Regions from separate parts of the Homo sapiens genome. Here region 1 is linked to region 2. A link is an interaction called in ENCODE POLR2A ChIA-PET data of the cell type or tissue named here. Cell type or tissue: MCF 10A. All regions are shown on one strand. Links, peaks and the distances in the headings refer to the core of each region. The heading gives the core; the rest is flanking DNA.

Evidence for each region. ChIA-PET counts read pairs that join two places held together with the same protein. Peaks named below come from ENCODE experiments on the same cell type or tissue, not always from the same donor. Only the 100,000 strongest peaks of a DNase experiment are listed, where the experiment ranks them.
Region 1: POLR2A ChIA-PET joins it to region 2 with 7 read pairs; 1 of 35 experiments calls an interaction of 5 or more read pairs at or near these places.

The regions. Positions count from the first base shown.
Region 1 is chr1:205,948,631-205,953,019 of GRCh38, reverse strand. All of the region lies in intron 2 of SLC26A9-AS1 (SLC26A9 and RAB7B antisense RNA 1), which reads right to left. Among named protein-coding and RNA genes, the nearest start is that of SLC26A9, 7.4 kb to the right of the region's middle. In MCF 10A, for the core only: no CTCF peak of the experiment used is centred there; DNase peaks (open chromatin) are centred at 1,659 and 2,519.
Region 2 is chr1:205,999,307-206,003,643 of GRCh38, reverse strand. It overlaps RAB7B (RAB7B, member RAS oncogene family), which reads left to right and starts at 249. Exons shown (of 6, transcript NM_001164522.3): 1 at 249-391. In MCF 10A, for the core only: no CTCF peak of the experiment used is centred there; DNase peaks (open chromatin) are centred at 173, 1,343, 2,053 and 2,823.

The sequences.
Region 1 (4,389 bases), core at 163-4,162, 51 kb after region 2:
TGAGACCTCAGTTGGTGAAATGTCTCCCCCAAAGTCAACACAATTCCCTCTTCTCGAAGCCATCCTCAATGTTCACAACTTCCTGAGTGTAAGTCACAAACCATCATTTTTCAGCCTGGCAGTGTATAGAAATAAGAGCACAAGGCTAGAAGTCAGGAACCCTGAGAGCTAACCCAAGCTTGGGCATATCCTAGGTGGGGGTAACGGATCCTCAGTCTCCACATATGCAAAATGGGGATAAATAGCTTCAGATAATGCATACTAAAGCACTCTATAAACTCTAAGTGCCCTACAAATGCAAGGAACTATTAAAGCACTATTTTTTCTTAACCTCGATTAGTAGCACAACTTCATCTATCACCTGCTTACTATAAGAGACAATAAGAGGGGCCTGGAAGTTACTAAACCCACAGGGTTCTTTCCTGATCCAAAAGACCTCCAATGCTTGCTTTCTCTTCTCACTCTAAGCAGGAGACAGAGGTGAGCCAAGCAGGAAGACTATGCCCTCATCCAATGAGGCTTAACTTATGCTGGGGCATTAATTACCAAGCTTCCATTGTTAAAGATGCACAGGGCTAGGTGACCTGGAAGACCCTATACTAGAATCCAGAGTCTGGGTAGGTCTGATGAGCTAGTGAATCAAAGGTCCTCCAGACCTCTATTTACAGGAAAGGAAGAGTCCCTGTGATCAAATCCCTTGGTGCAGAGAAGAACTCAGGAAATGGGCTTCTATGACCTCTTTCCCCAGCTAGGCCCTTGGGTTCCATCCAGCCCTTAGAGAGGGGGTTGGGGGGACGGTGCAGGACTACAGCAGAAGCAGAAAGAGCTGTTCTCACCAGGGACTTAATGAGACTCAGGACCCATGTGTGTGTTAAAGACTAATGTCCCATTATAAAGAGAACCTCAATACAGTAGATTACAGAATATAGGAGTTTTTCTCTTCTTGGGACACTAGTGAGTCTCAAAGTGAGCAGTCCTGGCTGCTGGCATTCTCAGCTTCCTGAGGTCATTCACAGGCCCAGGTTCCTTCCCCCTGTTGCTTTCCCACTTGCCAGGCCATTGTTATCATGCATAGTGAAATCTGGGTCCCCACCACATCTAGGCTCCAGCTGGCAGGAAGAGGAGAGGGCATGCAGGAAGCATGCCCAACAACTCAAGACCCAGACCTGTAAGTGGCCGGCCTCATTCTCCATTCCACAGTCCAGTGAAGACTCAGCCACATGGCCACACCTCATTACAAGGAAGGCTGGAAAGTAGAGTCCCACTTGGCCACCACGTGTCCTACCACAATGCAGTCTCTGACGGTGGATAGCTAGCAGTCTGCACCATAGCACCATCAGGGTTGGGACAACACAGTGTGACACAGATTGGAGAGATGCCACGACCCACACTTCTGCATGGTACATGATGTGGCAGCTGGTCATAGTGTGCCCTGAGATGCTGGGCCCTCAAGGGTTGGAGCTCCGGCACATGGCACCAGAGCAGGAGAGCAGAATTCTCAGGAGGGACCCTGTCTTCATGACCCATGGGCAAGAGACAGTAAGAACAAGTCTGGAGCAGAAGAGTCTACCCAGAGACACCCCAGAGACTCCCAAGCATAACCACGGCAAACTATAGCTGAGGAAGGACACGAGCTCTGAGTCAGAGGGAGGGGACACAAGCCAGCAAAATGTGGGTAAGTCGCAATCACATGAGCTCACCAGCTGGTGGGGTGTGGCTGCAACTGAAGCACATCTTTGGAACCCTTGGATCTCCAAAGAGCATAACTACAACCACAATAAATTATGGTTATTCTAATTGCCCAGGGGCAGGACTCAGGATGGGACGTTCAGTCAACAGGTAAGCACTCTTGTTAAAATGCTTAGTATGTTTTGGTCCGCAAAGGAGACAAAACAAGCAAACATCCCAAATCTTATGCTCCAGGAATGAAGCCTCCCATTAGAGCCAAATCCCTGACAACATGTGGTCAAGTATCTAACTGCAGTTACCACCTGAGAGTGCTGTGGGAGTGTGGGTACAACCAGAGCACACGGCAGTCATCAGGGAGATGTGGCTTTAGCTGAAGTGCTGAAGCCGAGGCAAGAAGGGAGAGCATTCCATCCAAGCTGGATGGGGAGAGGGCATAGAGAAAGGGCAGTGTTAGTGGGCTGGGCCCTCTGGGGCTGAGAAGTGTTAGACCTTGAGCTAAGTGCTTTTCATGCATTACTTTGTTTAATATTCCCAAAGTCACTCTGAGGTAGGTGCTGCTGGTACCCACATCTTGCAGATGAGGAGGCCAAGAGCTCAGGGAAGTTTATTAACTCACCCATAATCACACAGCTTGTTTCTGGGGGGGACAGAGCCAATCTCAGGACACTCCGGTTGCACACAGAGCCTGCACTCAGTCTCCTTGCCAGGGCCAGTGGGGGTGTCAGAACTTCTCAGGCAAACTTGCTCCTGCCCTTGGCAAACAGCCCCAGATGGTCACATCCCAGGCTGGCGAGTCCCTGCTGCCTCTGAGCTCCCTGCTCGGTGGAACAGCTCAAGTCCTGCCCGCAAGCTTGGCGTCCTGCCTGCCCCCGAAGATGTCTTCAGCAGGAATCACAGCCAATGAATGTACCAGCAGGACAAGACAAGCTAAATGCTCAAGAGGCTCCCAGGGAACAATGCGGCCCTCTGAGCAGGCCAGGCCAGAGCACAGTCCTGGAGGGCTGACAGGAATTAGCCCCAGCTGACCAAGAACCCACTCACTCGGTGACCTGTTTCCTGTACTCTGGGGGTGAAGGTACTTCTTGAGGGTTGGACCCCAGCGCCACTCAGCCAGCCTTTGTCACACCTACCTAGGGCCTGCCTGCTGTGCCGGGAGACCCAGAGAAATGGCCCCAGCTGAGGTCCCAGCAGGCCAGTCCCTGTTTTCCTCCTCTACCCTCACACTGGGCCCACTTTGCTCAGGGAATCCCATGCACAGTTCACACTTGACTCCAATCCCAGTTGGAGAGTGGAGTTTAGGCTGGTCAGGGCACCTGAGTGTGTCCCAGACTAAAGCCCTGGCTTGGTTCCAGTCTCCTTCCTAGGGTGGACATGCCCCTTCTCTAGGGCTGCAAGCCTATCCTTGACCCTGCTACCAGCTCCGCCTTAGCCCTCAGTGATCAGTTCTGGCAAGGTTGCTGGAAAGGGGGAGGGTAGAATCAGGGAACTAAGTACCCTGACCTTGGCAGGTAAAAAAACCCCACAGCAATAGGAGGTTTACTTTGCAGAGGGGTGCTGATAAATTTCTGGACTTGTCCCCCAAACTCTCATGGTAGACACATGCCCCTCCACACTCCCTTCCCTCCAATGTGAACTGGAGCAGCCCCTGCTACAAGACTCTGTTCTTGCAAAAGCTGCCTACACCTGTGGGTCTGGCTCTAGAGAGTCTGGTTTATTCCTTAGGCAGGAAAGCTCCAGGTAACTAGAAGGTGAGAGGGCTCAGCTGCATCCACGGCTAGGCAAAGGTCCACTGGTCACCAGGGAGCATGTGGAGGTGAGGAGGGAGGAAGAGGAAAGGTGTACTACATACACAGGTCCCCCTCTCTTTTAGAAAAGCATTCTCACTCTTGTTCAAAATTCACACTGCAGACACACATACACACATTCACTCACACCCTTTCCACTTGGCACCTTCCAAAAGGAGAAAAGGCAGAGGGGGCTGGGGCTCCAGGGCTCAGGTGCAGGTACTGCCACCATGGTTTTGCTCTGCTGGAGAAGCTTGGGTGGGGAGCCTTCTGGAACCCATTCTGCCACTTGGCTGCATCTCTGGGAGATTGTGAGGCAAGACCTGCAAACAGGAGCTCTGCACTCCTGGCTCCCTGGGACAAGGGAGCAAGGGCCATTCATTGTGCAGTTGAGAAGGGCCTCGCCTAGCTGGGGTATGGCTGAAGGGCTGATTACACTGCACTGTCAGAGAGATGATGGAGATAAGCAGATGGCCATGCCACTAGTGGTCATTCCTGGGCCCTGTCTTTGTGCCGGAAGGAAAGGAATTCACCTTACAACCGCACCTCCTTTTTTGCCACTCAGCCCCCTTCACAGATGAATAAATTGAGCCTGGGAGTTTAATACTTTGCCCCAGGTCTCATGACTAGCAAACCCCAGAGCTAAGATCTGAGGCTAAAGTTTTCTTTCTTCCAGTACATTCTGATGTCTCACAAGTGCTTGTGATACAGTCCCGGGCCTCAAGGAACCACTGGGAGACAAAACTAACCTAGAAGACCTAGAATACCTCACTTTCCGCCGGCAGTGTGGTTCAGACTGCACAGCTGTTGGCACTCAGAAAACAGAGGTCTGTGTGGTCAGGAGTCACCAGGGAGGAAGAGTCAGGTGGATTGGATCAGGTGGTGGGTATTAGGCACCTTCCAGTCTCAGACTCTT
Region 2 (4,337 bases), core at 1-4,000:
ATGGGACATGTTACCCTGCAGGCCCCCTGACCCATAGCTCCCATCCTCATCACCATGGGCCACGGTTCCTATAAATGAAATTCTTGAAGGGCCCAAATCCAGTCAGCTCTGGAGCCTAGCTTTTCCATTCCACTCCACCCCCTCCACCCACACAGCTGAGGTCACCCGGCCCAGCCTCTTTTGCAACTTTCCCAAGTCTGTGCACGAGAGGGAGAGGAGGAAAACTCAGAGGGAAGTGGCGTGGCTTCAACAGACTTTCTTTTGCCTGTCTTTGTCCCAGAGCCTCTTCCCTGGCCCTGCTGAGACCACTGCTCTAAGAAGAGACCACCAGACTGAGAGAGGACTCCCAGCTGCCCTCAGAGCGGAGGCCGAGTGCTGCACAGCCACAGCTGTAAGTGCCCCGGGAGCTTGTCTCAGTGCTTCTGTCTGCCCCTGCAGCCCTGGGAGTTATTTGGGTATTTGGGTGGAGGAGTGGAGGCAGGGAATGCAAGGATGAGATTTCCAATCTGGCAGCTGCAGAGTTTAAATCCAGCCCTAAGACCCCACCCTGGAGAAGCTCCCAGGGTGTGGCAGCAAGAAAAGACTTCCCTGCCTGTGCGAAGAGCTGAGGCCCAGCTCGGAGACCCACAAAGGCCATCAGTCCCAGGACGCAGCTGCTGGCCCAGTCAGGAGAGGATGGCGCTGCTGCCTCAAACCTGCAGGACCTGCCAGAAACTAGAGCCCTGCATGAGGGCAAAACCCTGCTGGCACCCAGAGTCCCCTTGTGACATTGACAGAGTGCCTTCTGGGATGGAATTGTGTTGGCCTAAGGGTCTCATCAGGGGAAGCTTGGCCCCTGGAGTAGGAAATTATCACTCCTGTTCTAAATCATAAATATTTCTCCTTGCCCAGTGCTGCAATGCCAGGGGAGCCAATGAATAGAGTCGGACGGATCTGGGTTCTATACCCAGTTCTTGACCCAGGTATCCATTGGGCTTCAGTGGCATTTTGTAAACTGCAAGTGCTCTATAATTGCTAGGTATTATGTATTAATACAAATAATTTCTTTGGGCTTACAGATCAATCTCCCACCACAAAGGTCCCACGGAGATAGTAACTTGTCTGTATCTTTAGACCTACACAGTGCTGGGGCTTAGTAAGCATGCACTGCCTGTGCCAGACAGATGAACAGATGGATGGATGAGTGGATGGATGGCTGTTCATGGAAACCTCTAGAATCCCAGCATTGGTCAGGCTCTTTAGTGGGATACAGAGAGGTGTGAGGCACAGCCCTGCCCTTCAGGCATGGACAGTCTACTCAAGGAGACAAGATCCTCAAATAACCTAAAGAACAAGAGCGCCAAGCCTCCTGAAACCAGGGCTGTAGGTACACTTCCCAGAGGGAGCAGGTCTAGACCTGCTAGGGTTGAGGTGGGTAAGGCGGAATTGTGAACATTACTGGGAGGCAACAAAGCCTTGTGCTCTCTACATAGCCTCTTTTCACAGACAAATTTTGCTTCCAAGATTGTAGGTCCCATTATTTTTTAGGGTGGATATATTTGTCCTTTTCCAAGGTATGGGATCAGGAGGGGAGGTGCTGAAAGTGGACAAGAGCCTGGAAAGATAGTATGATGGGGGCGGGAGACTCTGTCTGCTTCAGAATCCTTACCTGCCCCTGCTCACTCGTCTCCTGTCAGCAGAAGTGATACCCCACCCAATGCAGATGCGACAGAAGATTGTACCTGGTTTCAGGTTGGAGCCAGCGGGGTAAGGAGAGAAAGGAAGTGAGAAATGAGAGGGAAGGGGGTTCCAGCGTTCTTGGAGGGCTGGTGCCAGGCACTGGGGCTTGGCAACAGCTCAGTCCTTCTTACTCCACAGGGGCTGAGCTACACTGTAGCTTTGGCAAATGGGCAGGACCAGGACTCCAGGCTTAGAAGTGCTGCCAGACAAGAAGGGGAAAGAGCTGGGGACCTCCAGTGGGGAGTCAGTCACCGCAAGTTCTGCTCTGTGTGGACCGGGGCTGGCTGAAGGCAGAGTCCTGCATTTCAATCCTGCTTTTCACTGTTACTTAACAGTAGAGGATGACTCAGCCTAGCCTCTAGGAGGATTCCTTGGTTTGAAGCATCTGAGTCAGCTGAGTGGGTGGAATGAGGCTTAGTGACAACACTACACTTTTTACAGATAAAGGATAAAATGGAAATATTATGAACAACTTATTCCTATACATTTCACAGCTGAGATGAAATAGAAAAATTCCTTAATGATACACATTACCAAAGTTATCTCAAAAAGAAATAGATAAGCTGTATAGTCCTACGCTTCTTTAAAAATTGAATTCATAGTTAAAAAGTTTCTAATAAAAAACTTCAATTCTAAAAAAAAAAAAAGACGGCTACTGCCAAAGCCCAGCAGAGATGACATGGAAAGGGACTCCAACCACTGTATGAGATCTGCGTGTGCCTCCTAGGTGAGCCAGGCTGCGTCACCCCACAAACCGCCCCCACTTCCCACGGACCTGGTCCCAGTCACTCTTTGTTGCTCCTAGTGAGGCTGGGCCCAAGGACTGGGCTCTTATAAAATAGCAGCCTCAGCAAACTCCTGCCCTTCTAGGATAGGGTAGGGGAACCTGCAGTAGCAGCACACCCTGAGTGAGCATCTAGGGGAAAGGAACCAGGGAGGGGGTGGAATGTGGGAGCCCAAAGTTAAGGCCGAGGTAACTTACCAGGATCTTGAGCACTTTTTGTGTGGCCCTCAGGAGAAATACTCCTAGGAGCGGGAGGCAGCTCCATGGGGCAGGTCTGGCTCTACCTTTCATGGATGTGGAAGAGATGACTCAAGCACAGGGTGGTGCTTGGCATAAATGACCTTTGAAGTCCTTGCAGGAGTGTGCTGGAGCAGGCTCCACGCTGGTAGCTTGAAGTCAGCCATGGTGGAAGTGTTTACACCATAGGAAGTGGCAAGCATGACCAACCAGGGCCCTGGCCTCTAGACTCACCCCCTCTCCCAGCTGGTAAACAATTATCTGGATCCTTCCCAACTTGGGGACCAGTGCTGTGTTATAAGATCATGACACATGTCACCTGCAGAGGAAGCCACAGCCACGAGTGATGTCCATTTTACCCATGAGGGAACAGACGCCCCAAGGTTCAGTAACCCATCCAAGGCCACAAATGTGTGGAGCCAGGATGAGAATTCTGAGTCCCAAACTCATGATCACTCCATGGCACCAGACATCCTCACTCTCTTGCTCACAGAAGTAATTTGTCCTATCTGAAAATCACGCTCAAATTGCTTTGGGCTGCCATCCACACATCTTTTTAAAGAAATGTTAAGTGATTATTTGATATTCTTAAATTACAAAACAACTTAGGCTTGTGTAACAAATTTTAAAACAAAACATATATAACATAAAATGATAGCTCTTAGCCTCTAATCTACCTTTCCCATCCCTCTTATGAATCATTTAGTGTATATCTCCCCTTAGCTTTCTTATCACACTATATAAAACGTTCAGTGATTTTCTTTTTTCTTACTTAAAGCCATCACGTGTAGCTTCCCACTTCATTATTTCATCTTTTTAAAACTGCCCTTGGCCAGGCGTGGTGGCTCACACCTGTAATGCCAACATTTTGAGAGGCCTAGGTGGGAGGATCACTTGAAGCCAGGAGTTTGATACCAACTGGGGCTACAAAGCATGATCCTGTCTCTACAAAAAATGAAAAATAAAAAATCTGCCTGGCATGGTGGCATACACCTGTAGTCCCAGCTACCTGGGAGGTTGAGGGGGGAGGATCACTTCAGCCCAGGAATTTGAGGTGGCAGGGAGCTATGATCATGCCACTGCACTCCAGCCTGGGCAAAAGAATGAGGCCCTGTCTCTAAATAGACAGATAAATAAATAAATAATAAAACAGCTAATTGTTCCAGAGTATTAATGGATCAGAATTGATGTAGAGAGTGTCATATTGATGGACAGTTAGATTACCCCAATGCTTTAGTAATCATCTGTACAAATATGTGTTTGAGCATATGCATGAGTATTTCTGTAGGACAGATTCCTAGAATGAGAACCTAGGCTGTGTGCATATTACGTTTTGATATTGTCCAATTACCTTCCAAAAAGACTGTGCTAATTCATACTCTATCAACAATATATAAGAGTGTTTCCCTAACACACTTGCCAACCCTAAATATTGTTGTCAATCTTTTTAAAATTTTGCCACTCTACTGGGTGAAAATAAATGGTATTTTGAAATGTTAATTTCCTTGATAGTTAGTAAGGTTGAGTATCTTTTCAAAGCTTACTAATTCTTTATAAGATTTCAATTGGTAACTTGTTCACGTTCTTTGCCCATTTT